Linked DNA regions of Homo sapiens: region 2 is linked to region 1. A link is a loop called in an ENCODE intact Hi-C map of the cell type or tissue named here. Cell type or tissue: B cell. All regions are shown on one strand. Links, peaks and the distances in the headings refer to the core of each region. The heading gives the core; the rest is flanking DNA.

Evidence for each region. A loop is a pair of places that touch in the nucleus more often than their neighbours do. Peaks named below come from ENCODE experiments on the same cell type or tissue, not always from the same donor. Only the 100,000 strongest peaks of a DNase experiment are listed, where the experiment ranks them.
Region 2: a loop joins it to region 1, with 29 times the contacts of the local background. A loop is called at or near these places in 3 of 110 quality-filtered maps.

Annotation. Positions count from the first base shown.
Region 1 is chr1:210,399,024-210,401,936 of GRCh38, forward strand. HHAT (hedgehog acyltransferase) reads left to right here. Exons shown (of 12, transcript NM_018194.6): 5 at 1,445-1,639. Among named protein-coding and RNA genes, the nearest start is that of HHAT, 72 kb to the left of the region's middle. In B cell, for the core only: CTCF peaks have their summits at 1,794 and 1,996; a DNase peak (open chromatin) is centred at 1,768.
Region 2 is chr1:210,291,212-210,294,124 of GRCh38, forward strand. It overlaps LINC02602 (long intergenic non-protein coding RNA 2602), which reads right to left and starts at 1,938. Exons shown (of 2, transcript NR_183451.1): 1 at 1,733-1,938. In B cell, for the core only: no CTCF peak of the experiment used is centred there; a DNase peak (open chromatin) is centred at 1,450; H3K4me3 peaks cover 871 bases; H3K27me3 peaks cover 1,607 bases.

The sequences.
Region 1 (2,913 bases), core at 246-2,745:
AAAGCACGGGATTTGCAATTTACACTCCACACCTGTCTTGCCCTGAAAAAAGTCTTTGTTTCCACAAGACGACCTAAGTTCAGGCACTTATCACTTTTCAATTCGGTGGTTCCTGGGATCCACATTTTAAAATGCATGCCCGTGAGACATCACATTTCCCTATGGGAATAACAACTGTATTTGTAGAGTCCTTCCTGTGTATCCACCCCATGAAGGAGATATTGTTATTATTCCAGTTTTGTTTTGTTTTTGAGATGGAGTCTTGCTCTGTTGCCCAGGCTGGAGTGCAATGGTGCGATCTCGGCTCACAGCAACCTCTGCCTCCCGAGTTCCAGGGATTCTCCTGCCTCAGCCTCCCGGGTAGTTGGGATTACAGTCACCTACCATACCTGGCTAATTTTTGTATTTTTAGTAGAGATGGGGTTTTGCCATGTTGGTCAGGCTGGTCTTGAACTCCTGACCTCAGGTGATGCACCTGCCTCGGCCTCCCAAAGTGCTGGGATATCCCAGTTTTATATATGAAGAAATGAATCCACAGAGATGGAGTCATTTGCCTCAGGTCACACAGGTAGTTATGAGACACCAGCATTTGAATTTAGGCAGTTAGACTTCAAAGCTTGAATCATTAAACCACAATGATACCTTGCGTCTCAAAGTTAAAACATTGTGGTTTTTAAGGATTTCCCCATCAGGTCTGACCAAGGTTATATCATAAAGCAAAGACATGTTAATTCATCTACTTATTCAATGTGATAACTATAAATTAGTTGATGATTAGATAAAAATCTGTGATTCTCCTAAAATGGGAATAAATGTATCAATCAGGTAGACTATGCAAAGTCCTCAATAGCTCATAAAGCAGGTAAGATGCAATTTTTCTATGACATAAATTTGACTAATCAATATGCAAAAAATCAAAAATGCAAAAAAACCCTACATATTTAAAATCTCTGGCTTAGACTTTGGAAAGTCTTTTGTGGTTTGGATGGCCCAGTTTTCTTAATAGGTCTTCCTAGAAATGTGTACTAATACTTTCTCTCACCTTCACTTCTGAAGGATGCTGTATGTGGGATGTGGTCCAGTTGGCATTTTTCCAGCTGTCTTCTGGCTTCCATTGTGTCTGTTGAAAAGTCAATCCAATATCTTATTGTTGTGTGACCCAGGGGTCTGGGTGGCTTTGGTTGAAGGCAGGAGAGTGGTTACTTGCTTCTGGGTGGAGCTGATGGGACTCTGGGGGTTAATGTGGAAAGTCCCTCTGAATCTTGTTTGTCTGTGTTGTACCAAAATTCCCAGGGCAGTGATAAGAGTTTCTTTATTGGGTAATTAAACGTGATCCTCTTACATGTAGAACCTTCAATATCACTTCCATGAGCTCACTTCTGTTTATTTTCCTCCCTCCCCTCTTCCTCCCTGTCTCTCTCTGGATGGGCCCCACCATTTGCAGCACAGACCCTGGATTCTCATGCTCTATGGGATGTGGGCCTGCTGGTGTGTGCTGGGGACCCCTGGTGTGGCTATGGTTTTGCTCCATACCACCATCTCTTTCTGCGTGGCCCAGTTCCGGTCTCAGCTCCTGACGTGGCTCTGTTCTCTCCTCCTCCTCTCCACACTGAGGCTGCAGGGTGTGGAAGAAGTTAAGGTAAGTGTTTTCCTGTTACCATTGGGAATCCAGAGAAGGCCCCTTTGGCTTTGCCTTGATCCCAGTAGACACCTTGGTTTTCAGACAAGAGATGATTGTAGAACTGTGATGGGGCTCCCCATAGTGGCCGTACAGGGTTGCTACAAGTGAACCCTAGTGGTGCATTCTGCAATCCTATCATTCCTGGCTGTGTTTTAGCCCTGTGAGATTGCCCAGGGCTGGCCCTGTACCATCTCTCCCAGTTTAGGTGGGCATGTGGGGTGCCAGATGTCACAGGGCCAGAGGGTCAGGAACAAAGAGAGAAGAAACAAACAGATGATTTACTAAAAAACATCTGGAGAGTGCCCTACAATTTATAGGGAATGCACACATCACTCAACTCATCTGATGGCCACAATGGCCCTGTGGTGGTAAGTCAGGTCTTTTTCTTCTTCCTAGTTGATGGAACAGATTTATTTATTCATTTGTAGAGACGGAGTCTTGCTCTGTCACCCAGGGCTGAAGTGCAGTGGTGCGATCTTGGTTCACTGCAACCTCCGCCTCCTGGGTTCAAGCGATTCTCGTGCCTCAGTCAACCGAGTGGGTGGGATATAGGTACCTGCCACCATACCCAGTTAATTTTTGTATTTTTAGTAGAGATGGGGTTTCACCATGTTGGCCGGGCTGGCCTCAAACTCCTGGCTTCATGTGATCTGCCCACCTTGGCCTCCCCAAAGTGCTGGGATTACAGGTATAAGCCATTGTGCCCGGCCAGGAACATATTTATTATCTACTCATGTGACCCAGTGGAAGCTCTTTCAATTTAGGTAGTGAAAACAAAGTGTTTAGCCCCGAAGGGCACAGACCAAGCTTTCATTTCTGTAAACCCAGAGGCATTTTGACAGACTCAACCACCTATCCATTGTTGGTGCTAATAGAGGAGGACACTGGGCTCAAACCTCACTTCTTTAGGGCTTTTGTTTGCATTAGTAAAATCTTATTTTATAGGCACTTACCTTTTAGCTTTATTTTTTTTCTCAGTCACAATAACAGTGCATTTTTACTTTATGAGTGCACATCAGACTTGACCCAGAGAATTGGTGGATGACAGACAGACTGCCTTCTGAGTTGAGTTTCCTGTGCCTTGCTGAGGCGATTGCACCTATCAGCAAATTCTTCTTGTACTACATTTTCTGATTTCTGTTGTGTGTTCTCTGATCATCTCCTGGGCAGTGGCTAGCATCCCCTGGACGGCTCTGGACTATCTGTTTCTGTCTTTGGTAACTGGAGTGACC
Region 2 (2,913 bases), core at 235-2,734, 110 kb before region 1:
CCTTCTCCCCTCCTGGAGAAAAGCCATTTTCAAACCCGTTGCTTGCAATGCATTAAGTGATGAAATACAGATAACAAATTGCGCATTTGTTTGGCTTCATGCTTATTACACCCCCGGTTCTGGAAAGCATTGCACTTAGCCCCTTAATAATCCCTCTCCTGAGATCAATTACTAGGATTTATCTGGTTCCTCGAGCATAAAAGTGTTTTATTGTTTTTACTTTTGCTCCAAGTGAAGTGTGAGTGGGTAGGCCAGGTTAAAATGGACTGTCCCAGACAAGAATATGAAGCTGGGATCATTGGCCCTGCTTTTACTGTCTACCAGGTCCTCATGACCAGGAAAGGGGGGAATATTTGGAAGCCACTTCCCTGGGGAGGCACCAGGTCCAGATGTCCTCATCTCTGGCTATTTGCACGTATATAGAACACAGGTCTGCAGGTGCCTAGGAAGGTGGGTGCTGTTCCACGGGAGAAGCTGGAAAGCAGAACCAAGTTACCATCTCAGACCAAATCGTTTTTCCTCTAGAATTTCACTGTAATCCAAACCAGTTGAACATTTGAGAAGAACTGGGTACCATGAAAAGGGGTAATGGAATTAGCTTTCATGTTTTTCCAGGACTCTAAACCATATTTCCTGTCACAACTGTACATTATTAATACAAGGCATCTGTTAGCGCACAACTGCCTGAAAATGTGCACCCAAAAACCTTACATCTGGTTTCAATAATTTATTTCTGACATTTGTAGTTGGTGGTGGTGGGGAGTGGGGGGAGGATGGGAAAAAGGGGGGAATTAAAGCAAGATGTTGCCTTTAACCCATCAGAAGCTCCTGTTGGAGCCGAAAGCTGGAGTTCTTAACGTGGTTTCTGCATTAGGTAATATATTAATTTAGCAGCAAATAGCAAGACTCCGGGCCTGGTGGGTGTGGGTGCCCGCTCGCTTTTATCCTGCCTTCTCTGGCTGCAGCAATTAGCTTCCTCTTGCGAAGGGGATTAGGAGGACCACCCCCCAGCGGCGGGGGTTGGGGGGCTCTCGCAGAGCTGTCAGGTGTCATTCGGCTTACCCAGCCCCCCCACCACTCCCCGCCCCTGCAATTAACTCCCTCTCCCGCTTTGCCAGCCCCTCACCCGCACAGAGACAAAGAGGCCTGTTCCCGAGGTGTCCGACCTCCTGCCCCCTTGGCGGGCCCCGCCCGGGTTCCTCCAGCAGGAATCGCCCCAGGCGCTGGGAGCCAGAGCTGGCCGGGTCTGACACCCGCCCCAGACTTTCCACGATCAGGTTTCAGCTCGACTAACGAGGGGGAAAGAAAGAACGCGCGACTTCCGCGGGCCGGAGCCGCGCGGGGGCCCGGGGGAAACGCCGGCCTGGTCTGGGTGGGAGGGGACGCGAAGAGGCTCCGGGCTCGGCCAGTGTCTGCCCCGGGACTGGGCCCTGGGACTAGGCGGGGCACAGGTGTCCCAGGAGGGGGCGCCCTGACTTGACGCGAACGGGCCACCTGTCCCTCCCACGCCTGCGCTGCCACCCGCCCTGCTCCGCCATCGCCTCCTCCAAAGCTCCCCGGATCCTCCGAGGCGTCGTCGTCCGAGTTGTTCTGCGGGAGGAACTTCTGCTAAAGCCGGTCCTCGAGTCCCCCCCGCCTCAGGAGGGGCAGCGCCCGGATTGTCTTAAGTACAACACTTGCCAAAAGGGGCTCTTTGGGATTTGGGACTTTTTTTCCTAAGCAACAGACGTACCTTTCCAGACTCACCAACTTAGAAGCACAGGTTTTCTGTTTGTTTCATTATTAGACTTTCAAAGATCATCATGTCCCACAGCCTCCTCCTTTTCCAGATGAGGGGACTGAAAATCAGAAACATTTTGCCTTTTGCTCAAGGTCACACAGCTCAAGTTCACTGGGCGGCTGGGACTAGAGGGTCCGAATATTCTGCAGCTATGATATGAAAAAAATAAGTTTGGCTGGAGGGTGGAGGGCATCCAGGTCTGTCCTGGCCAGCCGGCGGGGAGGCTCAGCCCAGGGTTCAGATTTTCCTGGAGCCAGTCCACCAGCGGTCAGGCCACATGTGAGTAATGAAGAATTGAGTGTTGTGTACTTTAGGCTGGTCTCCCTCTTCCTGGCCCCCTTCCCCGGCCTTAACTTCCTTTTGGAGTCCCTACTGACTTCTGGGTGTCCACCATGGGCCCTGTTGGAAAAATTTCAGCTCCATCCCAGAATAAAAGGAATGAAAACCTGGGGAAAGGAGCCAAGAAGGAAAAGCCACAAATTCGCATCTGGCCGAGGCAGAGGGAGCAGCTCCAAGAGCCTGCAGAAATGCACTGTGACTGCTGTTTGCAGAGGTTCAGCTGCCAGAGGCTCGGATGCCCTCCTGGGTCCTGCTCCTGAGAAATCAGAGCAGGCAAGAGAGAAGACACATGTTCCCCACCAAATTTTTCCTGCCGCCAAGTCCTTCAGGTTTCTGCAGACCATGGGGAAGAACAAGAACTATGGAGTCAGGCAAGAGGTAGCTGGAATTCCAACTCCCCAACCCATTAGATGGGGCCTTGAGTAAGTGACTCAACCTCTCTAAGCCTCAGTTTCTTTGCCTGTTACATGAGGGGAACAACAGGACCATTATGAGGACTTATATAACGTGTACTATATAAAGCACTTAACACAGTTCTTGTACCTAGGGCTACATTGTAACTTTTGTGGGTTTTAGGCATTTTGGCCTTCGCGGCCATGAGCCCTTCATCAAAAACAAAAATTAAAAAATACAAAAATATTTTATGGCTGCATTTGTATAAAGATGAACATAATAATATTATGTAGTAAAGCATTTTTTTTTTTGAAATGGAGTCTTGCTCTGTGGCCCAGGCTGGAGTGCAGTGGCACGATCTTGGCTCACTGAAACCTCTGCCCACTGGGTTCAAGCGATTC